Regions from separate parts of the Homo sapiens genome. Here regions 2 and 3 are each linked to region 1. A link is a loop called in an ENCODE intact Hi-C map of the cell type or tissue named here. Cell type or tissue: PC-9. All regions are shown on one strand. Each heading gives the region's core, and the rest is flanking DNA. Links, peaks and the distances in the headings are about the cores only.

What was found. Peaks named below come from ENCODE experiments on the same cell type or tissue, not always from the same donor. Only the 100,000 strongest peaks of a DNase experiment are listed, where the experiment ranks them.
Region 2: a loop joins it to region 1, with 6 times the contacts of the local background. A loop is called at or near these places in 14 of 110 quality-filtered maps.
Region 3: a loop joins it to region 1, with 5 times the contacts of the local background. A loop is called at or near these places in 7 of 110 quality-filtered maps.

Annotation. Positions count from the first base shown.
Region 1 is chr11:86,519,394-86,529,843 of GRCh38, reverse strand. All of the region lies in intron 4 of ME3 (malic enzyme 3), which reads left to right. Among named protein-coding and RNA genes, the nearest start is that of ME3, 150 kb to the left of the region's middle. RefSeq lists an enhancer at 5,162-6,361. In PC-9, for the core only: no CTCF peak of the experiment used is centred there; DNase peaks (open chromatin) are centred at 4,983 and 5,543; H3K4me3 peaks cover 765 bases; H3K27ac peaks cover 2,943 bases.
Region 2 is chr11:86,456,021-86,466,470 of GRCh38, reverse strand. It overlaps ME3 (malic enzyme 3), which reads left to right. Exons shown (of 15, transcript NM_001161586.3): 8 at 1,271-1,380. Among named protein-coding and RNA genes, the nearest start is that of CCDC81, 86 kb to the right of the region's middle. RefSeq lists an enhancer at 5,970-6,498. In PC-9, for the core only: no CTCF peak of the experiment used is centred there; a DNase peak (open chromatin) is centred at 6,280; H3K27ac peaks cover 1,277 bases.
Region 3 is chr11:86,812,970-86,823,419 of GRCh38, reverse strand. It overlaps a transcript of PRSS23 not described here and the pseudogene MOB4P2. Among named protein-coding and RNA genes, the nearest start is that of PRSS23, 18 kb to the right of the region's middle. RefSeq lists a silencer at 4,599-4,893. In PC-9, for the core only: CTCF peaks have their summits at 4,550 and 4,756 (motif pointing right); a DNase peak (open chromatin) is centred at 4,789.

The DNA.
Region 1 (10,450 bases), core at 3,023-8,022:
ATCAATACCTAATTTATTGAGAGTTTTTAGCATGAAGGGTTATTTAATTTTGTTGAATTTTTCTGCATCTATTGAGATAATCATGTGGTTTTTGTCTTTGGTTCTGTTTATATGCTAGATTACAGTTATTGATTTGCATATGTTGAACCAGCCTTGCATCCCAGGGATGAAGCCCACTTGATCATGGTGGATAAGCTTTTTGATGTGTTGCTGGATTCAGTTTGCCAGTATTTTATTGAGGAATTTTGCATCGATGTTCATCAGGGATATTGGTCTAAAATTCTCTTTTTTTGTTGTGTCTCTGCCAGGCTTTGGTATCAGGATGATGCTGGCCTCATAAAATGAGTTAGGGAGGATTCCCTCTTTTTCTATTGATTGGAATAGTTTCAGAAGGAATGGTACCAGCTCCTCCCTGTATCTCTGGTAGAATTCGGCTGTGAATCCATCTGGTCCTGGACTTTTTTTGGTTGGTAAGCTATTAATTATTGCCTCAATTTCAGAGCCTGTTATTGGTCCATTCAGAGATTCAACTTCTTCCTGGTTTAGTCTTGGGAGGGTGTATGTGTCGAGGAATTTATCCATTTCTTCCAGATTTTCTAGTTTATTTGCGTAGAGGTGTTTGTAGTATTCTCTGATGGTAGTTTGTATTTCTGTGGGATTGGTGGTGATATCCCCTTTATCATTTTTTATTGCGTCTATTTGATTCTTCTCTCTTTTCTTCTTTATTAGTCTCGCTAGCAGTCTATCAATTTTGTTGATCTTTTCCAAAAAACTACTCTTGGATTCATTGATTTTTTGAGGGGTTTTTTGTGTCTCTCTCTCCTTCAGTTCAGCTCTGATCTTAGTTATTTCTTGCCTTCTGCTAGCTTTTGAATGTGTTTGCTCCTGCTTCTCTAGTTCTTTTAATTGTGATGTTAGGGTATCAATCTTAGATCTTTCCTGCTTTCTCTTGTGGGCATTTAGTGCTATAAATTTCCCTCTACACACTGCTTTGAATGTGTCCCAGAGATTCTGGCATGTTGTGTCTTTGTTCTCGTTGGTTTCAAAGAACATCTTTATTTCTGCCTTCATTTTGTTATGTACCTAGTAGTCATTCAGGAGCAGTTTGTTCAGTTTCCATGTAGTTGAGCGGTTTTGAGTGAGTTTCTTAATCCTGAGTTCTAGTTTGATTGCACTGTGGTCTGAGAGACAGTTTGTTATAATTTCTGTTCTTTTACATTTGCTGAGGAGTGCTTTACTTCCAACTATGTGGTCAATTTTGGAGTAGGTGTGGCACGGTGCTGAAAAGAATGTATATTCTGTTGATTTGGGGTGGAGAGTTCTGTAGATGTCTATTAGGTCCACTTGGTGCAGAGCTGAGTTCAATTCCTGGGTATCCTTGTTAACTTTCTGTCTCATTGATCTGTCTAATGTTGACAGTGGGATGCTAAACTCTCCCATTATTATTGTGTGGGAGTCTAAGTCTCTTTGTAGGTCTCTAAGGACTTGCTTTATGAATCTGGGTGCTCCTGTATTCAGTGCATATATACTTAGGATAGTTAGCTTTTCTTGTTGAATTGATCCCTTTACCATTATGTAATGGCCTTCTTTGTCTCTTTTGATTTTTGTTGGTTTAAAGCCTGTTTTATCAGAGATTAGGATTGCAACCCCTGCCTTTTTTTGTTTTCCATTTGCTTGGTAGATCTTCCTCCATCCCTTTATTTTAAGCCTATATGTGTCTATGCACGTGAGATGGGTTTCCTGAATACAGCACACTGATGGGTCTTGACTCTTTATCCAATTTGCCAATCTGTGTCTTTTAATTGGAGCATTTAGTCCATTTACATTTAAGGTTGATATTGTTATGTGTGAATTTGATCTTGTCATTATGATGTTAGCTGGTTAGTTTGCTTGTTAGTTGATGCAGTTTCTTCCTAGCCTCGATGGTCTCTACATTTTTGTGTGTTTGTGCAGTGGCTAGTACTGGTTGTTCCTTTCCATGTTTAGTGCTTCCTTCAGGAGCTCTTGTAGGGCAGGCCTGGTGGTGACAAAATCTCTCAGCATTTGCTTGTCTATGAAGTATTTTATTTCTCCTTCACTTATGAAGCTAGTTTGGCTGGATATGAAATTCTGGCTTGAAAATTCTTTTCTTTAAGAATGTTGAATATTGGCCCCCACTCTCTTCTGGCTTGTAGAGTTTCTGCCAAGAGATCAGCTGTTAGTCTGATGGGCTTCCCTTTGTGGGTAACCCAACCTTTCTCTCTGGCTGCCCTCAACATTTTTTCCTTCATTTCAACTTTGGTGAATCTGACAATTATGTGTCTTGGAGTTGCTCTTCTCAAGGATTATCTTTGTGGCATTCTCTGAATTTGAATGTTGACCTTCCTGACTAGATTGGGGAAGTTCTCATGTATAATATCCGGCAGAGTATTTTCCAACTTGGTTCCATTCGCCCCGTCACTTTCAGGTACACCAGTCAGACATAGATTTGGTCTTTTCACATAGTCCCATATTTCTTGGAGGCTTTGTTCGTTTCTTTTTATTCTTTTTTCTCTAAACTTCTCTTCTCACTTCATTTCATTCATTTGATCTTCCATCACTGATACCCTTTCTTCCAGTTGATCCAATCAGCTACTGAGGCTTGTGCATTCGTCACGTAGTTCTCGTGCCTTGGTTTTCAGCTCCATCAGGTCCTTTAAGGATTTCTCTGCATTGGTTATTCTAGGAAGCCATTTGTCTAATCTTTTTTCAAGGTTTTTAACTTCTTTGCCATGGGTTCGAACTTCCTCCTTTAGCTCAGAGTAGTTTGATCATCTGAAGCCTTCTTCTCTCAACCTGTCAAAGTCATTCTCTGTCCAGCTTTGTTCCATTGCTGGTGAGGAGCTGCGTTCCTTTGGAGGAGGAGAGGCACTCTGATTTTTAGAGTTGCCAGTTTTTCTGCTCTGTTTTTTCCCCATCTTTGTGGTTTTATCTACCTTTGGTCTGTGATGATGGTGACGTACAGATGGGGTTTGGTGTGGATGTCCTTTCTGTTTGTTAGTTTTCCTTCTAACAGTTAGGACCCTCAGCTGCAGGTCTGTTGGAGTTGCTGGAGGTCCACTCCAGACCCTGTTCGCCTGGGTATCAGCAGCAGAGGCTGCAGAACAGCAGATATTGGTGAACAGCAAATGTTGCTGCCTGATCGTTCCTCTGGAAGTTTTGTCTCACAGGGGTACCCAGCCATGTGAGGTGTCAGTCTGCCCCTACTGGATGTTGCCTCCCAGTTAGGCTATTTGGGGGTCAGGGACCCACTTGAGGAGGCAGTCTGGCCATTCTCAGATGTAAGCTGTGTGCTGGGAGAACCACTACTATCTTCAACGCTGTCAGACAGAGACATTTAAGTCTGCAGAGGTTTCTGCTGCCTTTTGTTTGGCATTGCCCTGCCCCGAGAGGTGGAGTCTACAGAGGCAGGCAGGCCTCCTTGGGCTGCAGTGGGCTCCACCCAGTTCGAGCTTCCCGGCTGCTTTGTTTACCTACTCAAGCCTCAGCAAGAGTGGGCATTCCTCCCCCAGCCTCGCTGCCACCTTGCAGTTTGATCTCAGACTGCTGTACTAGCAATGAGCAAGGCTCCATGGGCATAGGACCCTCCGAGCCATGCACGGGATATAATCTCCTGGTGTGCCATTTGCTAAGACTGTTGGAACAGCGCAGTATTAGGGTGGGAGTGACCCGATTTTCCAGGTGCCGTCTGTCACCCCTTTCTTTGACTAGGAAAGGGAACTCCCTGACCCCTTGTGCTTCCTGGGTGAGGCAATGCCTCGCCCTGCTTCGGCTCATGCTCGGTGCGCTGCACCCACTGTCCTGCATCCACTTTCTGACACTCCCCAGTGAGATGAACTCGGTACCTCAGTTGGAAATGCAGAAATCATACGTCTTCTCTGTTGCTCACGCTGGGAGCTGTAGACTGGAGCAGTTCCTATTAGGCCCTCTTGGCTCCACCCTCTCCTTTTTTTTTTTTTTTTTGAGACAGAGTTTTGCCCTTGTTGCCCAGGCTGGAGTGCAATGGCACGATCTCACCTCACTGCAACCTCTGCCTCCTGGGTTCAAGCAATTCTCTTACCTCGGTCTCCCTCGGTAACTGAGATTATATGCACCTGCCACCACACACGGCTAATTTTTGTATTTTAGTAGAGATGGGGTTCACCATGTTGGTCAGGCTGGTCTTGAACTCCTGACCTCAGGTGATCCACCCACCTTGGCCTCCCAGAGTGCTGGGACTACAGGCGTGAGCCACTGCACCCGGCCTCTGTGTGTTCTTAAAGGTGAACTGAATCTTTTGTAGGCAAAATATAGTGGGTCTTTTTTTTTTTTTTTAAACCATTCAGCCACGTTAGCCTTTTGATAGGAGAATTAATTCATTTACATTCAAAGTAATTATTGATAAGTAAGGACTCACTACTGCCATTTTTTTAATGGTTTCCTGGTTATTTTGTGGATCCTCTGTTCCTTTCTTCCTCTCTTGCTGTTGTGGTTTGACTGTTTTCTGTCAACATCAAAAGTTTCTGTTAGAAACTTTTCTTCAAAGAATTAGGTATTTGAATAGAAATGTATCAGGCATTGTGCTCACTACTTTTCATATATTATCTTTAATTGTCACTGCTCTATTGGAAACATTTCATTGCCCCTATTTTACAGATGAGAAAACTGAGGCTCAACTGTAGTCATTTGTCAAGGTCACTACTAACCAGATGACCTAGAATTTGGGTCTAAGTCTGTCTGACTGTCTGCTCTGAAGCTTCCCAATAATATCAATGTTTTGCAAGTTGGAGTGGGTCTCACTGGAACTTATCCCTGACCAGAGACACACACATCTTTTCTCAATCATTTCAAAGCAAATACTTTTTTGGCCTTTAACTTTCCTGATCTTGAATGTTCTGAGATTCCTTCCTTTCGAGGGATTTGTAGTTTGGAGGCGGAACTTAGTCAAAACAACACATTAGATCAAATGTGTGCTTCTCCCCTTCCCCCTGCTTAATTGCATCTGATGAGTAATCCTTTCAGACATATAATTCCAGGCACTTAGCTGTCTCTTACATTTGCTTCCAGGGATCATGGTCCCTGAAGTTTAAGCATATGTTTTCCCAGTGAACTTCTGTGCACTTTGAAAACTGCATTCTGTTCTCTCTTATTAAATTCCAGCTTTCATAACTAATATGCAATGATAGCTCCAGAAATGTTTATCTGGTAAATTAAAGTGGGTGGGGTCTTCCACTTACAAATTACTTCAGGATAGGACTCAGATGCCTGCCCATAGAACTGCCTCATAAATGCTAGCATAAAATGGATTCGAGCTTTTACAATTTCAGCTTTTTCTTGGTTTAGGGGACTATTATCTTGGTGTATCTTCACAGGGTTCTGAGCTCCTAGCCTATTTCTTAAACTGAGGCTGCAGATTTATGATTCAGTGGAAAAAAATGTGTGACTACTTCTCAAACCTGCTTTGGAAAAACAAGCAGATAGGATGTTTTTCTCTCCTTATCTTGTAGTTACATGTAAATAAATGACTCATTGGCTGCGCCTCTGAGTCAGGGGGACAGTAATTTCAGAATCGCAGGTTTGATGATTATTTGCTTTGGATATCAAATGTTTGTATTAGAACAGAGACACATTCCAAACAACTTACTGCCCAGAGACCCAGATTCACTAGAGGCCTTCTAGACGTCAGGAAGGTGTTTGTTTTATAAAGTGGAGGCATGTGTGGGTCTGTGCCATGTTCACAGCCATAAAAGAAAGTGAAGAGTGTTAAGTGTGACTTTTCAGGGAAAGGGGCCTAAAGCCTCTGATTATTATTTCTGAAGGAGTAAATATTTTAGTAGAAAAAGAAACTTCTTTGTACCAACTCTCTCTGAGTTTCTTGGCACATTTTAATATTCTAAGTAACAGCTGAAACTACATTAACTTTCTCTGTTCTAATTGGAAACATCTGTGACTTGTGGAATTAGAATTTTTAGATTCTGAAGTGATATTCTATTTGGACAGAGGTGTCAATTTCAGCTGAAATTTCCTTCTATTCCGCCTTTTTTCCCCCTCCTGATTATAAAATGTTCAGTCAGCTAATGATGTGATGGAGGTTCAAGGCCTTCTTCATCAGCTTTTCCATGTACTCACGATTTTTAGTGAAAATTGCATGTATACTTCTTCAGCTATTTGCACACCTTATCAGCATTCTTCTTATTCAAGAAGAACAGATGGAGAAACTCTTTCAACTCTTGGAACTCAACTGGAACAATTATTTTCTGCCAAAAATAAAATCTCATAATCAAAAAAGAGGATAGAGCAATATCTGAGATTTGCAAATTCCAGGAAGAAAAAAAAGAGTACAAACAATTAGAAACCTATTTCAGTTTTTCTCTGTGTTAATAGAAGCCTGTCTTCTATAGGGCTTAGTGTTTTACAATCATCACCTGAAACTCCAACAAGAAAGGCAAGAAGGCACAATGGTTTCTTACCTGCTTTCCCTTACTACTTTGCCAACTTACCTCAGTGATATTACCTCATTTTATTGAGCTTCGTTAATCTCAGGTGTAAATGAGGACAACAACATATACCTCCCAGACTTGTGGCAGTAAGTAAATGGCATAGCATTTATAAAATGTTCCCAATGGGAGCTAAATAAATGTTGGCTTCTTTTTTTCTTCTTTCTTACTTTTTACATATGGCAACTAAGGCAATAATGACATGACTTGCCTCAGTCCAAAGATCAGGTCTTCAAGGAGCCAACAGTAGGACTGAGGTTTGCTGGTTTAACACCTTTAAGTCTCCCTCCATAGAGTTTGGCAAAGAGTGAATTGAAGACTACCAAAAAGTCATGAAGGGCAAAAGACTGTGGGTGATATATAATCAACCTCCCAGACCCCCTTCCCCCCGGATACCAAAATCCATGGATGCTCAAATCCCTGATATAAAATGGTATAGTATTTGCATATAACATACATATCCTACAATATACTTTAAATCATCTCTAGATTACTTACTATATCTAATACAATGTAAATTCTACGTAAATAGTTGTTACAAGACTTGGAACCAACCCAAATGCCCATCAGTGATAGACTGGATAAAGAAAATGTGGCACATATACACCATGGAATACTATGCAGCCATAAAAAAGAATGAGATTGTGTCCTTTGCAGGGATATGGATGAAGCTGGAAGCCATCATTCTCAGCAAACTAACACAGAAACAGAAAACCAAACTCCACATGTTCTCGCTCACATGTGGGAGTTGAACAGTGAAAACACACAGACACAGGGAGGGGAATAACATACACTGGGGCCTGTCGGCGGGTCAAGGAGGGGGCGGGGTAAGGGAAGGGATAGCATTAGGACAAATACCTAATGCATGTGGGGCTTAAAACCTAGATGACAGGTTGACAGGTGCAGCAAACCACCATGGCACATGTATACCTATGTAACAATACATTCTGCACATATATCCTAGAACCTAATGTAAAAAAAAAAAAAAGAAAAAAATAGTCATTACACTACATTTTTAATTTGTGTTATTTTTTACCATTTTTTTAATTGGCCTTTTTTTCTTAATCTGGTTTTTTGTTTGTTTGTTTGTTTGTTTGTTTGAGACAGAGTCTTGTTCTGTCACCCAGGCTGGAGTGCAATGACGCAGTCTTGGCTCACTGCAACCTCTGCCTCCCGAGTTCAAGCAATTCTCCTACCTCAGCCTCCTGAGTAGCTGGGACTACAGGTGCGTGCCACCACACCCAGCTAATTTTTGTATTTTTAGTAGAGATGGGGTTTTGCCATGTTGGCCAGGCTTGTCTCAAACTCCTGACCTTAGGTGATCTACCAACTTCGGCCTCCCAAAGTACTGGGATTACAGGTATGAGTCACCATGCCCGGCCTTTTTTCCTAGTATTTTCAATCCACAGTAGGTTGAATCCAAGATGTAGAACCTGTGGATATGGATGGCCAACTGTAAGCCACTTCACAGAGGCTTTGTGTTATTACCAGGATTTTAATTAATGACTACACAGGGAAAGGACTCAAAATAATGCTAAGAGAATGAGCTTGACTTTCTATAGTAGACACCTAGAAAATGTAGTTTTGAAATTAGTAGACTGGATCTACAGATCAGTGAGTTTTTGAGAGTGAAAAGAAAAATAAATAATTGTGTTAATAATTGTGTCAAGACACAGGGAAACTAAAGTATGTGGTTGCCCTGTCCATGAACCATAGCATGAAATTCTGTGTCTCTTGGAGAGGCAGTGACATTCATACCTTTGACAAACATTTCTTAAATTCCACCTGAAAATTTAAAGAGAGGCTCCTTTACGACTGACTTTGTACATGTATTATTTTATTTAATGCTCACACCAGCTTAGTGAGATAGATTTAATGATTACAGCTCCATTTTTTTATTATTATTATTATTATTATTTTTGTTTTGTTTTGTTTTGTTTTGTTTGTTTGTTTTTGAGATGGAGTCTCGCTCTGTCGCCCAGGCTGGAGTGCAGTGGCGCAGTCTCGGCTCACTGCAAGCTCCGCCTCCTGGGTTCACGCCATTCTCCTGCCTCAGCCTCTGAAGTAGCTGGGACTACAGGCGCCCGCCATCACGCCCGGCTAATTGTTTTGTAGTTTTTAGTGGAGACAGTGTTTCACCGTGTTAGCCAGGATGGTCTCAATCTCCTGACCTCGTGCGTGATCCGCCCGCCTCGGCCTCCCAAAGTGCTGGGATTACAGGCGTGAGCCACTACACCCGGCCACAGCTACATTTTAATAATAAGCAATGGAGATTCGGTGGAGTTAAATAATATGCCAAAGTTGCACAATAAATAAGGGTTGGATTTGGGCTTTGAACCCAGGTCTGTCTAGCTCCGAGTCACAGATAACTGCGTGCCTTGGTAGATTAGAGTCATGGAACTCTAGAGTTTTGGAAGTTATCTGTTCTACCTTCTTCATCTTACCGACTGAGGAACAGGCTCAGAGAGGTCTGGTAACTTTCCCAAACTCACATAGTTAGATATAGTCGTAGAAAAACTTACATTGCCCTTGTTCTAAATGCTCCATTCTCACATTCAGAGAAAGGAATAGACCATCTATGCAGAAATCCCTTTCTGAAGTAAACACTATGTTTGCAGGGCTGCATTAGGGGACCCATGCAATCAGTGGAAGTGGAGGATACAGTTCCTGCCCTTCTGAGCTTCAAGTCTACTGGAGGAAAATCATCCTGCAGGAACAAGAGGGAGGCAGAGAAAGGGCAGGGCCAAGGGGCCCTAGAAGGGACTCCAGGCCCAGCTCTGCAGCTCTCTAGCACTCTGTGAATTAGCCATTCTGGGCCCGCTTGTTCTCTAATTCTCGTTGGTCTTCAAATAATGTTTCTGTTATACCCCATTGCAAGGTTTTTTGGGGTTTTTTGTTTGTTTGTTTCTGATCTGACTAGATCAGAAAACCACTCTGGATCAGAGATGAAGTCTTGCTCACACTTGTTTTCCATGTACTCAGCACAATGCCTGGCGCAAAGCAGAATGCATGAAATCAGTACAGGGCCTAAGCACTTGTTAATCTCAAGTGTGGGAAATTGAGGAACCCCCATCCATTCCAGGGAGGTCCCACTGATGGAGTCACATGGACAGATGTCAGGGTCCACACCTTTACACCTGGGCTCTAAAGTCAGGAGCACTCCACATCCACTGGTTATCTGGGAGGGTCAGAAGGAAAGGGGGCCTCCATGGGGCTGGGAGGGGGACATAGCCACTCCCTCTGTAACTTCCCACCTCAGAGGCGAACAGGATAGGCTTTCCAAGGTACAGGAAGTTAGCTATGGTTGTTCAGTGGGTTCAAATAATCAAAATATTCTTCAGGATAGAAAATAACACCAAAGAAGGATTATGAGTGAACCACCACTAACATGTTCAGTTGTCTGTGGCCACCCCATCCCGCACTTCAGTCACACGTCCCTGAGGACGTTCCACAGAAAGCAGTGGAAAGTGTGATTTTAAAGCTCTTCCAAGGCATGGACAGTTACCTCACTTGAGTCTCTCCAGTTCTGCCCTCCAGGCCTACACAGCCTTCGAGGATTTCTTAGATCTGCTTCCTGGGCTTCTTAGACCTAGCTATGTTTTCTTGCTGTACTGTTGCCTCTGGGAGACTGCTACTGAGCTCTAAAAATAGCATCTTGCAGGTTCTCAGAGGACAGGTTCCCTTCCTGCCAAAAAATATGTGGAATGGTGGTTCCATTGGCAACAGCGAGCCTTTGTTAGAGTTGAAAGTGCATATCCCTCCTCCTGAGCCCAGCTGCAGGGGTTTGCCTAATGTCACTGACTCTGTTTTAATTAAGCCCTTTATTGCTGGACTTGGTGCCAAGAAGCCTAAATGAACATGTCTACTTGAGTGGGTGTTGTTCAGGGTTCTTTTTTCAATTCTATTTTAGGAAATTTGCAAGAATCACTCTTCTACAGGCCGAGATAAGGGTTAAG
Region 2 (10,450 bases), core at 3,386-8,385, 64 kb after region 1:
CCTGTAGGTCACCAGGTTGGAAGGGCAGGCCACTTCTACCTGTTACATGCCCTGACACCTCTTATGGATCAATCAGGACATTTTTTCTCAATGACATGACCTCAGATGCTGTTACTCAGCCACAAATTGACCCATGAGGTGAAACCTATTTTTATCCATGTATTAAGTAGTTTTTAATAATCCATACTACACTTGCTTACAGAAAGGCTAAAGACACAAACAAAACTATCAAACACCAGCATCAAAGAGCAAGAATGGAGTAAAGGGGAAATCTGTGTGCAGAAGCCCACAGAAGCTGAGGGGGCCTGTAGCAAATGAGCAAAAACTTCACTCTCAGCTTCCTTACAGGCAATGTTAAAAGGAAAAATAGGTTACAAAACTCGAACAAACTCAGTCATTTTTAAGGGAAGGCCATGAAATCTAGGAGGCAATGCTAGCATGGATTTTAAATAAGGCATATCAAGCATCTTAATGGCCATTGTCTTCACCCACAAGGCATTGTTTCTCAGGGTTCTCTGGGCTGTCAGAATCAGAACCATCTGGGGTGCTTGTTCAAAATGCAGGTTCCTGACCCCATCCCACACTCCGAGTGAGACTCTGTGAGATGGGCCTGGTGACCTGCTTTTTAAACAAGGTCAGTAACTGATTCTTCTACACCTGCAAGTTGGAGAACAACTTCACCAAGATGTTAGTAGATAACAGTGTCTTAATGCAGTGGCCTTTCCTAACCATCCTTTCATCTTACCAGAGAACAATGCCTGGTGCCAGAGGAGTCTCTAGTGGAAGAGCTCCAGGCCTCAGGGTCCAGCAAGAGAGATATTTGGAGGATGCAGGGGCTCCCCACCTACTTGTGGTGGGGAAGCTGGTCTGTCTGCATGCACTTGGATGTGGAGTGAGCTTTCTTCTGGGATCTCAGATGGCCACAGGCTACACAGAGGGCAGGCCCCTCCTTGGCCCTCTTGTCACTCCCAGGGCTGGCCATGGCAGCCATGGGAGCCACCAGCGCACCTTAGCTATAGTGATGCTGCCTTGGCTGACCACCAAAGCCAGGGTCCTACTCTCTCCCTTCCCCATCCTCATCCATGATAGGGCAGGCAGAGCTCCAAGCCCAGGAGTCCAGGAGCCAACCAGTGGCAAAAACACAGATGAAGGAGCCATGCCACCTCCCACCCCCAGGCCTGCACCTCCCCACCCCACTGTGCAAGCTGGGATCTGTCAGGGATCTGCCTCAGAGAGGCAATCATGGGTTTCTTCCTCTCCCTCCACACAGGTTTGGAATAAATTGCCTCATCCAATTTGAAGACTTCGCCAATGCCAATGCCTTCCGCCTGCTCAACAAATACCGTAACAAGTACTGCATGTTCAATGATGACATCCAAGGTAGGTTTCCACCCCACCTGATGAAGCTACAGGGGACTAACTTATATTCTCAACCTCACTGGGATGCCAAAGGGGTGAGGAAAGGCTGTCACCCCATAGTTGGTTTGCTGCCAGCAGCTGTTGAAAAAAGAATATTAAACTTAGATTCAACTCCTACTTGGCTAATTCTTAATTCTCTGAATTCAGTTTCCTTTTCTACAAAATGAAGATCATTACTACTTCAGAGGTAGGTAAGAATTATGTGATTTAATGTATGTAAGAAATTCTAAACAATGCTGTAATTCACTAGCAAGTTAAACATGAACCAGTCACTTCTCTGACCACAGTTTCATCATCTAGTCAATGGAGAGGATAACAACTGCCTTGAAAGAGCATGGTGAAAATTTACAAGGCTAATGCTATAGAAAGTACTAACCCATAAAACTCATCAGACCGAAGCACCAATCACCATAAAAATGGCCTTCCCCAGCCATAATAACTTGCTTTTAGACTTTCCAAATACAAGGCGTGTCTCTGTCAGGAAGTCAGGACAATTCCTTCTCTGGTTTTGACTGAAGTGTTTGTTGCTCATAATGACCCTGAGAGAGACACTGACACCAAGAACCCAGAGCCTTCCAAAGCCAACATGAAGCAGCTTCTAGTTCAGGTTCCCTTTGGTCATCTATTCTGTGACCCAGAAATATCTGAAGGTACTTGCTTCTTACTGTGGAGTTACCAGTGTCCAAAGCTGGAGTGGAAAGGGATTCATCTCACTTGATCTAGAAGTGCACAGGAAGGAGCACTGTGAGCTGTTCCTAGCATTTTGTAAAGTCCGAGAGAAACCTTGATGATGCTTTAACAAATGAAGTTTGCCAAGCAATCTTTTAAAAATCAAAGATCCATGTCAGGTGGAAAGAATAAGTTGGCAAGAGACAGGTGTTGGCCCTGGATTGCTAAAGGTTGGCCAACTTCTCATTTTGCAGATGACTTCTCCAGAGGCCCAAAGAGGTCACAACTTTTCTTCAAGTGAGTCAGGGATAGATCTAAAAGAAAAGAACTCAAACTCAGGTAATAACAGCTAAGGTTAATCGCTGAACGCTTATTGTATGTCGGGCACTGTTCTAAGCACTCTACAGTTTTAAACCGATGAGACATTAGCATCTCTGTCTTATGAATGAAAACACTGAGACAGAAAAAGAGTAAGTAACTTTTATAGCCATTAAGCATAGAGTTGAGATTTGAGCCCAGGCATTCAGACTCTAAATTGCAGTCTATAACCATTCACCATGCCATTCCCAGATCTTATATTACAAACCAAGTTGCCCTTTTTTCCCCATTATGGTCCATATTACAGGGTATAAGAAATGTGATAGACGACTTTTTGTATTTGTCATACATTTTCAAGAGGCAAGATAGCACAGTTAGAACACACTATTAGAAAATTTAGTTTAAAATATATGACTTCAGTGCCTGAAGAGTGGGTATCCAGAGGGAGGGGAGACCCAAAAGAGAAAGCTGGGACATGGTGCCCCCTGCCAGCCTTTCTCCATTCTGTCTCCCCCTTACCCTGTTGCATAGGCCTGGGACAGGCCTCACCCACACAAGCCAGGACACTGCGCAGACAGGGCTGTGCAGTTCAGGAAGATGCGCTGGTGGGGGGAAGCATTCTCTCACTGCCCTCACTCACCTCATTGTCAGCTCAGCAGGTGGGAGTGTGCCTTGGCCCTGAGGAAGCACCTGCCTGCTAGAGCCTGACCGGCTCCCCAGCATGAATTCACCCATGAATCAGCAGCAGGACAGCCAGTCCCCTGAGCCCACCGGGCTGCCAAGGCCAGAGGGTGGAAGTGGAAAACAAGTCCATGCAGGCGGCACACCTGGTGCACAGCCTCCAGCTGTACAGACACACAGACAGCCACATGTGTATACATCCTCCTAAACACAGGCACAGGAACACGGCCAGGCCCTGCAGCCCCCCAGGCCCATCCGCCCCCAAACTGCTGCGATAATGTGCCTCTGAGATGAAACTATCACTCACTATGCCACCCTCTCTTCATGAGAAAGTTCACACCCCTTCAATGAAAATATAAGACTTCGGGATCTTTCTTCTGCTCTCTGCCCTTCCCTTTATTTTACTCCTCTGACCTCCTTACCTGCCATTTCTTTCTGTGTTTGAAAGCCCTGCTCACCCTTTCCCATCATCTTTACCTGAGTAATTTCTACTCACCCTTAAAGACCCAGCTCCAGGGTCTCCTGCCCAGGGAAGGCCCATCAGCCCCTGTTCCCTCAGTCTGATTTGGGTGCCCCTCAGGTGTTCCCCTCTGTCAGTTCTCTTACTTCATTGTACCCCAAAAGCCTGTATTGCATTGTCTGCCTTCCCAGAAGATAATAAGCTTCTGGAGGCAAGAACCATGCCTTATCCATTCTTGTTCCCCAGCTCCCAGCACCGCGCCTGCTACATGATAGATGCCTAATAAATGTTTAAAGAATATATGAATGATGTCTACACATACAAACTGACATCCTCATAAGCACACCCACCTGTTCATGTGAGTATGTCTACACTGGACACCTGCCCCTGCAGCCTCTCTGTTATCCAGGTCATCATTCATGTACAGCTGACCCTTGAACAAAGGTGGTGGTTACAGGTGCCAATGCCCCACACAGTCAAAAATCTGCATAACTTTTGCCTCTCCAGAAACTTAGCTACTAATAGCCTACTGTTGACCAGAAGCCTTACTAATAACATCAGTAGTGGATTAACACATAAATAGACTAGTATCTATCCCTATTTTATGTATGCATGACATACCTAACTTCTTAATTTTTTTGATATTTCTAGGCTACACAGTTCATCTGTGAGTGTTCGCAAATTGTTACAAACCTCCAAAATTTTAAAAAATATATGTATTGAAAAAATCTGCATATAAGTGGACTCACACAGCTCAACCCCATGTTGTTCAAGGATTGACTGTGCTCACATATAAATGCACCTCTACATGTGCTCATACATATTCACATGTGTACCCCACATGCAGACACATGGAGCTGTTTGTTTTTAATTAAATCAATCCATTTGTTTACATTCATTGGTTTTTGTGTCTTGCCTCTATAGCCAATTTTGCTCCCAGGCAAAACCAAGTGGGATGGTTTTCTGGGTCCCAGAGCAAAGAGAAGAAGGACTTCCCATTCTTTTCTCAGAAATTCAAGACTAAAGCCATCAATCTAGAACTCATGAGGACAGCTGGCAAATAGTGCTGGAATGGCAGGAGCCCTGTAAGAACCAGCCTTTGATCAGCTCAGCCTGATGTTTAGGTGTGACCATATCATTAACAACCATAAAGAGGTGGGCAGGAGCATGCGCCACCCAGATCCTCCTTCAAGGAAAGACTTGTTGCCCAGCTGACAGCAAGGCTGTCAGCACATCATGCAGAGCCTCAGAGAGAGAGAGCCACCTCGCCATCCCACCAGGGCCTGGCCTCACCCAGTGATGAGGGAATATGAAGGCTTAACTATTTTAGCCCAGTGCAGGACAACTCAAGCTCCCCATGGAGCTGGCTGAGGCTTTGGGGCCTGCATCACAGCTCAACTTCCCTCTCAACTCATTCTGCTTCCTTCCCTTCCTTCCCACAAGGGCACTTCCTAAAAACATCCTGAACACTCCAATATAACTCAGAATCTTCTTCCAGGGGACCCAAACTGTACCAAATAACATTTTGCATGCACACAGAACTTAAGGTTGAAAGTGCTTTTCATCCTCACTATCTTACAAGTGCCTGGCAACATCCCCCCCTCCCTCACTGGGGGACAAACACAGCTGTCCCACGTCACTAATGAGGAAACTGAAGCCCAGGGGGTTAAAGCTTGCTCACGGCCACACAGCCAGACAAAAGACACAAAGCTGGAACTGGAACCCCATTATGTCTGATTTGGAATTCTCCACTCTCTCCATGGCATCAGGCTGCCTGTTGCTCCTGCACGTGTGAAGTGGTGGAGGGTATCTTCTCGTTAAGGATGAAATTCCAGACCCTGCTGAAACAGTGTGGGTGTCACTGCTCCCTGGCATCCTGCTGCTGTCATCCTGCCCTCCCCATCGTTCCCATTCCTTCCTCTAACTCCTACAGAATGCAGACCTGAAGATGAGGCCCACAGTCACAAGCTGGTTAGGGATGGGTCCAGGCCAGAAGCCTGTGATGTGTGTTCTCATTGTTAAGCAGACAATGAGAAGACTGGTAAGGAATTCCAGGACTAATGAGCCAACATGGCAGATACAGCCCATGCTGCAATGGTCCCCCTTTATCTCCAAATACAAAGTAAGGAGCAATGCCACTTAAGACTACAAGCCATGCTCATAATGGGAGAGGAGCATCTCCATGCACAGAACCACAGAGGGTTGGGAGTGAAGGGGTGAGAGGGAGTGTGGGAAGGAGGAGGAAGCGATGCAGAATCATAGTTGTAAACAGAAACCAAATCACACCACACGTGGGAGCTGGAGACAGATTCTCAGAATCTTCTTGGGAACCACACATGGAGGGGGCTGGAATCGAGCAACCCACATGAAAATGAGACTAGGGTCATGCTACCTACTCTGAACACCAGCCTAGCCTCACATCCTCAGTGGATAGATAGAATTCAATCCTCGGGAGCCCCACTCTACTGATCTCCCAGAGGGCAGGGCCATGCCTGGTGCAGAGCAGGAGCCTAGGGCACATTATTTGACTGTCTCCCAACCAGTCCCACTGTACCATGTGCTCAGAATCACTGACCCCAAGGGGCTGGGCCTCTGAAGCCCGAGCACTTGAAGGGAAGAGAGCTCCCCAGGGCTTCTCATCATCTCTGCCTCCCACCCCAGCTCAGACCCACATAAAGCCTTGGCCCAGGCCCAGGCTGGTCCTTGGTGATCAGAGCTGCCAATGCACTGACTCATTGCTGGCAGCCTCTCAGGAATTTTGGAAAAGGCAGAGGCTCAGGTGACTTTTGTTGTTTCAGCTGGGACCAGAGAAGCATCTCTGCTCTTAGGGAGGAAAGAAAGGCCTAGAAGGGGAAAGGCAGTGGGAATGGTCACACTGGGGACAGGGGAAGGAAGGAGAGCCACACAAGGGGCCAGGTCCAGGGTGCTGCTGACCCAGTTTCCGTGGGTCCCTGGCCTCCACCTGCAAGCTGACCACACAGCATGGCTGGAGCCAGGAAAGCCCCACTGGCTCATCAGCTCTGCAGCTTCCTCCACCTGGCCAGCCTTCCCTGGACCTGCATTGTCCACCAATCCTGCTAAATCTCCAGGCCAGACGCCCATAAAGGCTCCTGTGTGTTATGTCAGGCTATTAGCACCCCCTGTGAGTCCAATGCTTAACAATCAGACATTTCACCAAGACAAGCCTAGGTCTGAATCCCCATTTTCCTGCTTTGTGGCTTTGGACAAGTGGCTGAAATTCTCGGTACCTTCCTTTCCTTATCTGTAAAATGGACTTAACAGTTTTAACAGCCACAACTGCTCATCAGCTAGTACCACCAGAATGGTCAGGGTTTTTTTATAAGGCCAGCATCTGTTATGGTTGGTTGCAGCCTATGCCAATTCCTTGCTAAGTATTTCCAACACCCGTTTATGGCACTGAATTGTTGTAAGGATTGAAGTGATGTATAGGTAGGGACAGGCATGTAGCAGTACTCAGTTCATGGTACCTATTACTATAATCTCTGATGCCTAATAGGCTCGTGACACACAGATACGGGAGGGAAGAAGGAAAGAGGAGACTTAAGGCAGAGATTTTGATGGAGGTGAGGAGAGGGCCACATGTGAGCACAGGACTGGGGAACTCTGGGGAGAAGAGAAGCAGGGCCCCATCTCACTTTTCTCCCCTTTCCCACATATTCCCTATTATTCCAGCCCATTGTATTAGTCACTCTTCTGTGAGTTTTCTGCCAACTCCATGATTTTGAATGTGCTGGTCCCTCTGCCTAGAATTCTCTTCCTGTTCTTCACTACTTTCTGTTTGTCCATAAAGGCTCATTTCACTTCCCCCAGGATAATGCATCCAGGGCCAAGCCACAGACTCTAAATGATCCCACTCTTCCCCAGGATCTGGGAGTGACACTGGACGGTGGTCACCCACTTTACAGAAGGCTTCAAAGTGAGCCAGGGGTAGGGTTCTCAGCCAAGAAATGCAAAATACATCCCTGGAAGATAATGACCTTGTTGGAGAGGGAAGGTGTGGGGGACTTTGCACAGGCTTCAGATGCCACAATAGGGAAGAGGCAGACAGGCAGGAATGGCTGGCTCATCTCTGAAGACCGTGCAGCTCGTTTGTCTTGTTTACAAGATGCCAGGGATTATTTCCAGCTGTCGGGGGTCAACTGCCCTCTCTCTCACCCACCACCACCACTACACACACTGAGTAGCAGTTCTAGGCCTTTCCTTGATCTCTCCCCCTGCCATGAAACTTCCCCTGGTCTCTTTAACCTTTTCTCTCCTCTGTTCCCAAAGCCTTCCTTTTCACTAAGTCCTGTATTCTGAGGCTGTTCTTCACTTCCAGGGCTGTTCCTAGTCCTGAAGTTCATGTGGATCTCATGTATCTGGCTCCTCCGAGATCTCCCCTTTTAGCTGTTGCAACAGCCGAACCTCCAGAGAAGCCAAGAAGATGATCATCATTCCTTCTGGTTCTTTCCAAATTGTGGCAAAACAGGCCTAACCCTATCTTCTCCATTGGCCAGAGAAGTGCCCTCTAGAGAGTCCAGGAGCTCCAGAAAATTCCCTTATGACACAAAATTGCACTGAAGTAATGTAGAAAGCCTTTGCTTGGTGTCCAATAAAGGGGAATCTGAATTTTTGGAACACTTATGCTAGCAACTCCTTGAGAGTTTTATTTGAGAACAAGACTTTTATTTGTCTTTATTTATTCAAGGCCTAGCCCAGAGAAGGCCCAGAACAAACACTCAGCACATACTAATGAATAAATGAATGGCAGTATCTACTGTAGAAAGGTAATTCTTATGGATCGTGGAAGCAGGTGTGGCCTCATAGCAGAGGTTGTTCTGTCCCAATAGGGATCCAGGCCTCCAAAGCCACCGTGGCCAGACCCTGACAGAGCCTAACTCTTTCTGTCCTTCTTGCTGCCTGGGTCAGAAGTTTTCCCTTACCTGATAAAGCAGTAAATTCTTTCCTCCAATAATCTATTGTTCAGCATGGCAACTCCTTTAACTTTGTCAAATCTGACTATTAAAAGCAGAAACTACATTTTCAGCATGTCCTTTTGTGCTATTTCCTGAAGCTACAACCTCAAGTACTCAGTTTGCAGGAAATGTAATTATGGAAATCTCCCTCTGGAAAAAAAAACTTCTTTTTCTTTTACCATGAATAGGAACAACCTGCCACACTTTCAGCTGCCCATGGCATTTATGGGCACAAGTCATGTTCCAGCACATCCCTGGACCCATGGGCTTCTCAGAGTGGTTACCTCGAAACAGCTAAGTAGCTTCCTTTCCAGTTTTAAACCCCTAGTGCATAGCCCAAGAGCACCCCAAAAATGCAGGTTAATGATGGAGATAACTTTATTTGCCAAATTTTGTAATTTGGAGCTTAAGAACCACTGTTTTTCCTCTTGAGTTCTGGCCTGTACCAAGTGCAGAAATAGCTTCCCAAAGGAAAAAAATGGGCAACAGTACCAAATGCTGCTGAGAGGTCAAGAAAGAAGAAGGCTGAGAACTGATTACTGAATTTGGCCACCTGGAGGTACTTGGGGACCCTGACAAGAGGTGGGTCAGTCATTTGATTGGACTGGGTTTCATGGGGACCAAGGAGGAAGGAACTAGATGCAGTTAATATATTCAGCTCTCTAGAAGAGTTTGCCTATAAAGGAGAGTAAGAAATAGGGTGGGACATATAGGACCAAGGGAGGGCCTTTTAAAGATGGAAGTTTTACAGTGTATTTGTATGCTGATGAGAATGATCCAGTAGAGAGGGCAAAATTGAATATGCAGGAAATAGGAGTGGGAATAATGGGACAAGTAGGCAAAAATGATGGGATCCATTAGACAAGTGGTGCTTTAGCTAGAAGCAGGGAGGCATCGATGGTAACAGGGGGAAAAGCAAGTACTTGGACATTGGAGGCAGAGGGTCTGAAGACTTGGTGGTGAAAGGATTCAGAAGTTCTGTCCTGATTAGTTCCATTTCCCTTGAGCGTCACTCTCCACTTTTAAGGGCAAAAAATAGGAGCACAGTAGTCCCTACTTCATGGAGTTGTTGGGAAGATTAATTGAGCAAATCCTGTGCTGGTAAGCACACAGCACAGAGCCAAGGCCACAGTAAGAGTGATCAATAAATGGCAGCTGACCTTGCATCCTTTTATTGTAATGTGTGACTCTTTCCCATCAGATTTCCCATTGTTCTGAGCTCCCCTCCCCTTCCAGAGGTACAGCTGAATGTTGACATCTACTGCCTAAGTTCACTTCCCTCTGCCTCTGCTACCACCCTGCTCCGTCCTTCCCCAGAGAAACCCCATAACACCTCTCCTGCTGCCTTCAACTATAGTCAGGAAGGGCTGTCTGAGCAGCAGAGATCATGAAGGGATGGAAGCAAACCTGGGAAGGAAACCCCCAGGTTTCCTTGCTTTGGGTGACTGACAGGGCCAAGCCACCTTTCTCTGTCAATTTCCTCATCTGTACAACTGTTAAATGCCATGATCTCCAATCCCCATCCAGCACCGAATTTCTGTGAGGAAGCCCAGTTATTCAACCTGCAAATAACCCCAGAAGACGGTTGACACCCAAAAAGAAAAAGACCCATCCAGAGTGTAGTGTCTGCGGGATCATCTCTGATGGAATACCTTTGGCGCCATCTGGTGGCAAATGCTTTGCGCAACCCCTCCTTTCAGGGAGGCAAAAGGCTGTCCTGAAACAGACTCCGATGAGCAGAAAACTCCCGCTAGCCAATGGCAGGAAACTAGTACCTCACCTAGAGAGGCCATCTAGTTCAGTGCATCTCAAACTGGAATGGCATACAAATCATCTGGAGATCTTTTTAAATACAAATTCTGACTCCGTAGAACTGAAATGAAAGAGAGTTTTATGGGCGGAGAGTAAGAAGTATGGAGTTACTTGG
Region 3 (10,450 bases), core at 1,670-6,669, 290 kb before region 1:
CAGGGTTGGCACACAGGTCTCATTCTACTCATTAGGGAGCCATCTGAAGTAGATGAAACACAGAGACAGCAAGTTCAAAGTCCTGGCTTTACACTAAATTAGGTTAGCTATTCTACATCTCGGACCGTCAGTCTCTTCATCTGTAAAATGAGATTAATCATACATTTTTTTTTATGATGCTTTTACAGATTAGGAATACTAAAGTAAAAGAAATAGGAACTGAATAAATTGTATGTATCATCCTTATTACCCTCTGCCTCCATGTTTGTGTCTGGTCACCAGATGTAGCCTCTTCATTCTTTTAGGGAAAGTAACTTGCCCCCATCCCCTGACGGGGCCTCCCAAACCTTCAGGCTGGTCAGGTCGAGACCCATGGTACTTGATCCCTGGAGGCAGAAAGTGACAGGAATCTGTGGCTCCAGTTCAGCTGTAACCAGTGTGGATCCTGCATTTAAACTCCCACACTCACCCCCGAGTTGTAGCCCTGGTTCTGGTCAATGGCTTGGCTTCCCACCCCAGTTCCAGCATCTTGGAATTAAGAGGCAGAAGGAAACACCGATTTTGTATTCCCTCCTTGCCCACGCTGCAAAGATCCTTGATACAAGGTCTCAAATTCTCTACAAAATACTTCCACTAACAGAATCACCTCCAGCCCATGTCTCTCTGCTCCCAGAGGTGGCCCCATCCCATTCCTGGACAGTCCTGGTTGTAAACAGGGTTTTCCTTTCATTATGAAAACCACCACCCTTGAAAGATCATCCACTGGTCCTAGTTCTGCATTTTTTTTTTTTTTTTTTTTAGTCAGGTTCACACTCTTGTCGCCCAGGCTGAAGTGCAGTGGCGTGATCACAGCTCACTGCAGTCTCGACCTCCCAGGCTCAAGCTATCCTCCCACCTCAGCCTCCAGATTAGCTGGGACTATAGGCACACTTCACTGCACCCAGCTAATTTTTCGATGTTGTGTTGAGACGAGGTCTCACTATGTGGCCCAGGCTGGTCTCAAACTCCTGAGCTCAAGCCATTCTCCCGCCTCAGCCTCCCAAAGTGTTGGTATTACAGGCGTGAGCCACCATGCCTGGCTCTAGTTTTGCTTTCTACAGCCACATAAAACATAACATTTCATCTCCTAAATGATACTACAAGTCTCTAAAAGATGGTGGTCATTCCTCCCCTGTTATCTCTTTGGCATATGGGATGGAAAATTACCACGTAAACTTCACAAAGACACGTTTTTCAGTTTTACCTACTATGCCTTGCATAGTAGGTGCTCAATAAATATTTGCCAAATGAACGAATAAATAAATGAACCCCTATTATGTGCTTGATAATTCACTGGTCACTTTATATTCATTATCTCTAGTTATCACAAGCTCTCTAGGAAGAAATTACTAGTCCCATTTTATAGATATTATTTTGCATTTAAAGTAGGATCTTCTCTTCTGTATTCATCTTTATTTCATCTGTAATGTCAATTCTCCTTTTAAAATTCAGATAAAAGCAAGTGCTTTTTCTTTAAAATCCTTTAATACATCCATTTTACTTCTAAAAAATTATTGGTACTCTTACTTATTAAATCGAGCCAATAGGCCCAGACGCTGACACTATGGTCATGGCGGAGGGGGCAGCGTGCTGAGGCGGAACGGGCTGGGCACAGGATTTTTATAATTGGCCTGACGAACACTTTGAAGAAATAGACAGTACACTAGCTGTTCAACAGTATATTCAACAGAACATAAGAGCAGATTGCTCCAATATTGACAAAATTCTTGAACCAGCTGAAGGCCAAGATGAAAGTTATGGAAGTATGAACATTTAAGGGAATTCTGTCTTGAGCTAAACGGACTTGTTGTCAAACTTCAGAGTGAATGCCATCCAGATACTTGCACTCAAATGACAGCAACTGAACAATGGATTTTTCTTTGTGCAGCTCATAAAGCTCTGAAAGAGTGTCCTGCTATAGCCTATACCAGACACATACTTGATGGTGCTGCATGTCTTCTGAAGAGCAATCAATGTTTTCCCAGCAGGGTTAGCATAAAGAAGTAATCCGTAGCAAAACTAGGATCACTATACCTTAGGAGTTACAGAATATTTTCACATGTTTATTTTCATCATTGGTAGATATTTGATGAATATGAAAAGGAAACATTTTTGTGTCATCGGATTACTAAATTTGTGATGAATTAGATGAAATATAATTTGATGTCCAGGGATAACCTCATTGTACCAATTTTAGAAGAGGAAGTACAGGTTTCAGTTTCTGGGGAAAGTGAAGCATGAAGGGAATCATGGAAAAATGTACAGATCACATAATTAACATTAATTATGTACTGTATATATCATTTTAGACACATCAATCATGTATCCATATTATAGCTTCTTCATTTAGTATAAGTTTTTGTATGCTGGGTTTGCCTTTTAAAATGGGAAATACTTTTTAAGTTATTCATAAGCTGTATATTCACCAGTGTGGCACTCATGGTTTTAGAATAAGATTAGTACTATCTGTTTATAATGCCTGTTAATAAAAGAATTTACAGTTGGGTAAAATTGCTGCTAAACAATCATTGGATCACAATCCTCATCAAACATACCCATCTATAAAAAAAATTGAGCGAGAGCTTGAGGTTTCACACAAGCCCTTTACTAAAGAGGTAGAAATGTTTTTCTTTGTTTCACCCTGAGTTTAGATATCCTCAAAAATTCTATAGTACATAGATTTGTCTTACCTGTTAACTTTCCTCAAATGAGATAAAGTGTTTTAAAATTCTGTTTATAGTTTTTGATATGCATATATAATTATGTGTATATCTAAATACAAACGCAAATAAAGCGTTAGTAATACTTAAATAATTTTACTGTGCTACATAAAGTATAACATACTTGGAAAGGATTTACCTTTCTGCAACAATGGACTGGTACATACAGGATGATGATAATGATAAGGCACATAAATGATGTTCCCACTGGAAACCTGCCCTGTCCACTCCTCATTTCCCTTAACCTTATCCTCAAACTACTTTAGCTGAGAAGCTTTTCATGAGACTGTGAGTTAGTGGTGGCTTATACTTATTTATATTTGTATTAATTGCTTACAGATTATACCTCATATTAGCAATTACATTATACTACAAGAAAATGTATTTGCATAGGCTCTTGCTTATCTTTGTTTTGCAAAATTGTCCTTCTTAGAAAACAGTCCTTAAAATTTTGACTCTTCCTGTTAGTAATTAATCTTTCATTTAACCAGCTAGGCAGCATTAAATAAAATTGAAGAAATACTGTAGTATTTATTTTACACCCCCTCCCCACAAAGTTTATGTTTGAATTACATGCACGTGGGAGATTATTTGCAATAATTCATAGGTTCCAAGGGTGTTGATGAATAGTTATACATTTTTTGGACTTTGTTATAATTCATTGTGGTAAGACTGATTCAAATGCAGATTTATCAATCTTATAATCTATTGAATGCCATTTTTGATAAAGCACTGGAGGTCTTATTGCCAAACTGATTGTAATGAGGCACTAAGGATGAAAACATTGTACATGTTGTGAAGAAAGTACTTAAATGCAACTTTTGAACAGATTTAACAAACATGAGGAACTTTTTATATTTAAAAGAGTTATTGTGAAATGAAGATGAAAATGTATTCATCTTAATTGTTTTTTCAAATTTAAGGGAATAATTTATACCATATTTTGAGACAAGAATGTACAGCAAAAGTGTGGGGAACAGTAGTATACTGAGAGAGTGTCTATACACAGTGTATGCCTTTCCAAACCTGCCAGTCTTTTTGGCTTTGAACAGTGCCCACCAGCCACAGTCATTACTGTTCCCCAACCCCCACTATCTCTTAAGAAGCCTTATGTTCACAGTGAAAGGAATGCTGACTTTGAAATTATGGGTTTATATTCATGTCACTATAAACCAATGGGAATGGTAATTTTTAAACAAACTTGCTAAATATTGAGAGACTAAACTAAGTTAATAAATTATATATAGCAGTGTAGGTGTTCTCTCTCTAAAAAAAAATGGAGCCAATAATTGGCTTTTTTCTTATTGAAAAAAGTTTTGAATTAATAATGCATCTTGCACTGCGTTTCTTGGTTCTGGTCTAATTGGTGCAGATGGCCTGGACCCAGAGTTCTGCAGAGTGTCAGGTCTGTGATGCTGTCTGGGTCTCTCGCTGGCTTTCTACAGAAACTCAAAGGTTTTTCTCGCTATTTGGATGATGCTTAAGTGTCTAGGCCAGCGAGTCATAGCCTTAGCTACCCAAAAGGAGCCAAGAAGTCTGGGTCTGACTGAGGCCTATGGAGTGCTGACTTGTTATATGGGTGAGAGCATGGGACTCCCGCCCAGCAGCATTCAGCATTCCTAATTGGCATTTTCAAGACACAGCATTGCCTGTAAGTCATCCTGTGCCACCAGATTACCTGGCACCACTCCAGTAGGATGTTAACAGAGGGAAGAAAGTAAGGAGTTGGCAAAGTTAAAAACAGCACAAAGAAAAAAAGAGAACAAACTTGAAAGAAGGATTTCACCACCATCATTAATGGCATGTATTGATTAACACTAAGCGTTTGTGCCACTTTGCACGTTGCTCACCCTCATTCAAAGACACTGTCTTTGGAAGCCCCTCTCTGCAAATGGGAGAAGGTGTGGAAAAGATCAAACTAAAAACAAATTCAAAGAAACCACGAGTTGCCGATGAGCATCTGGGAAATAGTCATAAGTTAAATAAACCACTAGGGGGCAATCCAAGAATGAGCAAAAGTCAGTCCAGTTGGCAAAGAAGATGCCTCGGGGAAAGATTTTTTTTAAGTACATTTTCCAACACATGAAGAAATCTGAGATCGTTTAGTCTGAATCTACAGAACAAGGTGATATTTCAAAATTTTGATTTATTTTTTCAAGTTACGTGTTGATTTAGAAAGGAAAGGTCTTTCTAAATGGTCGGAAACACTTACTAAATACAAATTGATCAGAATCATGTTATAAGGAAAAACAATGGTTGAAACAATAGTGTGTCTTAAAAATTTAGATTCCCACCCCAGGCACTCGAGAAACTTCTGAATGTTGGCCATTCAAAATAGATTTCAATTAATGATACATATGATGTGGCACAGCATAAAGGAAATCTGAAAATATTTGGTTAGCATGTATAAATGAATCAAATCACACATGATTTGTTTTATACTTGTACTGATGATACAAAGTTTTTAGGTATGTAATACAGCTTTGCAGATATGTGCACATATTTTTTTCTGGTGTATCTTCTCTGCAGGTAATTTGGTATGTGCTAATCAGTTGCTAACAAGGATCAAATCAACGATTAAGCCTCTTCATCAAGGATCAAACAACTCTTGTTCTGAATTTGCCTTCCCTGAGGCTCCTGACTCCCAATCTGGAGGCATGGTTAGTTGCTCCACTCACGGTAGTCTTATGGCACCTTGCTATTAGTAGAATAAGAGCATGAACTCCCAAGGCAGACTGCTAAGATATGAATCCCATTTCTAGCTGTGTGTTTTTGGCAAGTTACCTTGCTTCAATTAGCCCCTCTCTGACATGGATACAAAATCAATGCCTACTTCATAGGTTTGTAGTGGGAAGTGAATTAATTAATATATGTAAATCATTCATAAAAGTGTCTGGCACATTACAGGTACTCAATACATGCTTGTTGGTTTCATAAATGAATGATCTGATACTTGCCTGAACACAACGTAAATTCATTACAAGAACAAATTCATGAAGAAACTGCAGGATTCTTGGATGGATTTTCACTGGCTATAAAAAGTCAACTGGCCAGTGGCAAACAGGAGAGCTGAATAGTGATACTCTTGAAAAGAAACTCTAATTGGTGTTCAGGTCCACCAGACAAGGCTCTTTGTCTTACTTCTAGAATACGGTGACAATCCATGAGCCAGAAATAGAGGTATTTCAATAAAAGTATAGAGTTTTGTCTCAAAAATGCCAGCCAGCCATTTAGAAAAGTTCTATCTGCAGTCACAGAATTGCTCACTTTGTTTTTTGTCTTTTCAACCATAGCTATCTAAAGAGTTTAAAAATAGCCACATCATTAACTTAATTCTCTGGACAGATTGACACATTTCAAAAGAAAGAGTTTTTAAAACAGTATCTAAAAGGAACACCATATAAAAAGTTATAGGAAGTTCCAGAGTCAGGAAAAACATGATCCAAAATATACTATACATGAAATAGAAAGCATGAGGGAAACAGAAGCCCACAGTTAGAAGGCAATAAAAAAAATCACAAAAAAAGGCTTTCTTGCCCCTCAAAAACCATATTTTCAAGCAAAAATAGGCCATTTGAAAAAATATAGAATGGAAATAAATCTGATCGCAACTATAAATGTCCAGAGTTTTAGACTCAAGCATGATCATGTTTTATTCTTTCACAAAAGTGGGTCTTATAAATAATTAGATTTTCAAGTTAAACTTTTTCTGCAGATGAATCTTCATAGGATTTTACAATTTTCAAGACCTCAGACAAAGTGAAGAGAATTTGGGACACTAAACAGCTTGAAGAACAAAACAAAGCATAAAGAGGCTGATCGGTAAAGATATAATGAAGGAATTGAATGAATTCTTCCTGATATTATGTTATACTCAACCAACACATCTTTTCTGTGAAAGTAGAAAGACAAAGTGGTGGCATTTCTATTCCAACGCTGTGTTCAGCTGGTCTGGAAATCATCCTGGAGTAGTAAAACCTGTCACTTTAAAAAAACAGTGTCCTTATGTCCCAGAATGCCTTATCCACAGAGGATATTAGTCATGCTGGGGGCTATGTTAGTTTACCAAACATGGCATTTTCCATCAGGGAACTGGGGGTGGAGCAAGTTTTAATAAATCCAAGAAAGGAAATGTAATAATCAGGCAGGACGGTAACTCAAAGACTTATTAAAATGTAGGGGAAGCACTCAACTCATTCAATTTACAAAGTGGCAATTCCATTGTACTGAGGCCAAGATATTTTGTGGAGAGGGTAGTTACTGAGCCTCATCACTCTGGGAGGTAGAGCAAGAGTCATGACTACAGTGACCTCAAAAGGAGAAGACGCATGAACACCCTGAGCACAGGGATGTATCTCAGTCATCTCTGCAGCCCCAGCGTGAACACAGTGACTGGCACCGAGGTGGGCTTGAGGACATTTGCTGAATGAATAACTGAATGATTGACTAATTGAAGAGATGGAGGAAGGGCAACCTAGCTGGAGGGTAGGAGAGCTTGAGCAATGACAGAAGGTTGAAAACACGGATGTGTTTGGTACAACTTGGCTAGACGACAGGTTATGTGACTCTGGGAAGCAATGGGGGATAAATCTGATCACTATATTGGATTGGTCATGGATTCATGGCTAAGAAAACTAAACTTCTCTAGTAACCAGCATCTAGTCAATAGGAAACATAGGGGAGGGGCCTGATCAGGTCTTTGCTTCAGAACATGTCTTGGGCAGGTGTGGGCGAGCTGGGAGGCTCAGAATCCAGTTTGGAATCTGCTGTCATAGTTAAAGGAGAAACAACAAGGTGAAATCAGGGCAGTGGCAGGGGAGCTGGAGAGGAGGTGATGGATAGCACAGAACTCTAGCTTGTTGCCTGTGAGATGTGGGAGAGGATCTATGTCATGACAGGCTAAGTCATGACAGACAGACAGACACTCACTTTCTCACAAATATTTCCTGTGCTAGACCATGGGATAGATAAGGGAAGACACAGAAGAACAGAACTCAGCCCCTGCTCTTGCAAGGCTCATAGTCTTGTAGAAGAGGCAGACACATAAATAACAACAGCAATGTAACACATGCTAGAATAGAACAGAATACATACAAAACACCACAAGAGTTTTATTCTGGGATGTGTTTGGACCCAAGAAATATCCAAGCTCACATAACCCTAAGTCATCATGTTCTGGGTTATATAAACCATCTGGGATCATTCGTTCAATCAGCCATTTGAATAACATTATTTATTGAGAACCTACATGCCAGGCACTGTTCTAATTGTGGGGACACAACAGATAAAAACCTCTGTCCTCATGAAATTACATTCTAGTGGCAGAGGACAAATACATAAATATAACAGTGTTAGTGATAAGTGCAGAGCAGGACAATAAAACAGGGAAGGGCAATAAGAACTCCCCGAGGAAGGGGCTGAGGGGCATTGAATTTCAGAGAAGATGGCCAGGGAAGGCCATCCTGAGAAGACATCTCATTGGATGGCAAGAACTGGCTGCTGTTCCCACGGCTGCTGCTTGGATTCTAGCCCCTTGTTCTGTTTATTTCATTTCCTGAGACTCTCCTCATTCTCTCCAAGGCAAACACTTCAGTCTTTCTTCACTGGATTGGAACTTGACGCTTCTCAAAGCTGTTCTTGCTCTTTATGGAAGACAGGGCCTTAGTCCTTTTAATAGCCCGAAGACAAGGGGCAGTGATAAATCAAGACTAAGAGAGCACAGTATTTTTACACACTTGATACACACATAGACAAATACCACAGTGAAGAGTCACCCTGCACTTTCTGCCTCTCAGAAAACATTGGTCCAGGCAGGAGGGGATGGCAGAGGGCCTCCCTGAGCCCATGTCTGCACCACCCCATTGATGCCTGGGTTCTTGCTCTTCTTGTGGGCAGAGCTGTCCCAAGTGTCCCTGGAGGATTCAGTTAATCAATCCCTCATTCACAGGCATGATAAGCATACCTGGTGCACAGTGCCCCATGCTTGCATGGTGGGTGCACAGAGACACACAAGGCAAGGTTCTGCTTGTCATGAAAACAGCTGAGGCTTGGAGGACTAGACAGACTCCTCTCTGGTCTCCTGCCTTCCACCCCGTCTTTCCCACCATAGCCAGAGGGACATTTCTAAACATAACCTGAAGCACAATCTGATCTTGTCCCACCCTTTGTCTCTCACTTCCTCAACCTGGCTTCCAACTTTTTTCTCTTGCTTTCTTTGAGGCCACATTTTCCTTGTTGTCCTTAACCTTATTGGTGGCTTCTTACCAGCTTCCTTACTGCCTCCTCCTCCTCCTCCTCTTCCTCCTTCTCTTCTACTGAACCCAACATCTAAATGTTGGTGGACTGGGACTCTGTCCTCAGCCCTCTTCTCTTCTCAAGCCTCATTCTCTCCCCAGATGATATTATTTCTCTGTGGTTTAAATATCATCTACAAGTGCATTTGAGATATTTCTACTGAGCTTCACAATCAGAGATCCTATAGTTCATTTGACATTGGCATTTGGGTGTCCGCTAGACAGTTGAAACCTAACATGACTGACACAGGAATTCTCGGTTTTCATTTCCACAGCAGAATCTAATTCTCTTCCTTTAGTCTTTCCCATCTCAGCAAATGGCACCTGGAATCTCTGTGGATGCTCAGGCCCCAAGCCAAGCAGTCATTCTTGATTCCTCCTTTACCACACCTATTCATGTTGGCTCTACTTTCAAATATATACTCTTCCAGATATGACCACTATTCAATATCCTCTACTTCCAAAGTCAAAGTCACTGCCATTTCTTACCTGGATTACTAGTTTTCCCATTGCCACTGCCTAAAATCCATTCTCCATTTAGCATCCAAAGAGATATTGTCAAATATGAATGAGTTTCAGGGCTGCATTTTGATTTTTGTGGGCCCTAAGCACTTTTGCCTTCATAAGTCTCCTTCTCCATTAAAAAATATTAAAAATTATATTTTATGGCTGTTAATATAAATATATTAACATTATATTAACACATTTTATTAGGCTTAAAAATTAACTTTCTTCTTCTGATTTTAAAATAAATATTTCTGTGTGATCTCTGAAACTGCTGTGGGCCCTAGACACTGTGCCTACTGTCCCTTCATGGATAAGTCGGTCCTGATTAGGCCCCACCAGGGCTCCTACTTAAAGTCCTTTGACTGTATCCCCCAGCAAGTAAGATGAATTAAAAAGACCTTGACAGAATCCTTAATTTCTATATGAGCTGGCTGGAATCTATCTTTTTGAACTCTTCCCCATCTGTCTCTTAAACAGAACAAATTTGATACTGCCAGGGGCCCTTGCACTTCAGTTTGTTGAGGCTCAAACATATTCCCTCCCAAATTCTCAATAAGCCACTAACACACAGGTATAGCAAGCCTATGAGTTTCTTGTGGGTTATGCAAATAGGAAACAAGATGACTGGGCTTGAAGCATCTTGCTGGCTGTGTACTTGAGACAGCTATCTGTTAGATAAAGGTGCGCAGGAGACAGAGGGTTATATCACCATAGTTAAGGGCTAAGGAGGGTAGAAGAGCTGGTGTTATCTGAGAAGCAGCAAGCAATGAAGAGAGAACATCACTGCAATGAGTCAGATAAATATGCCTGTCTCCTTTCTCTCTTCCTCAGCTTCAAATGAGCCCACTGAGAAGCTGGAACCCAGAAGAGGGAGGATCTTTAAATCATATA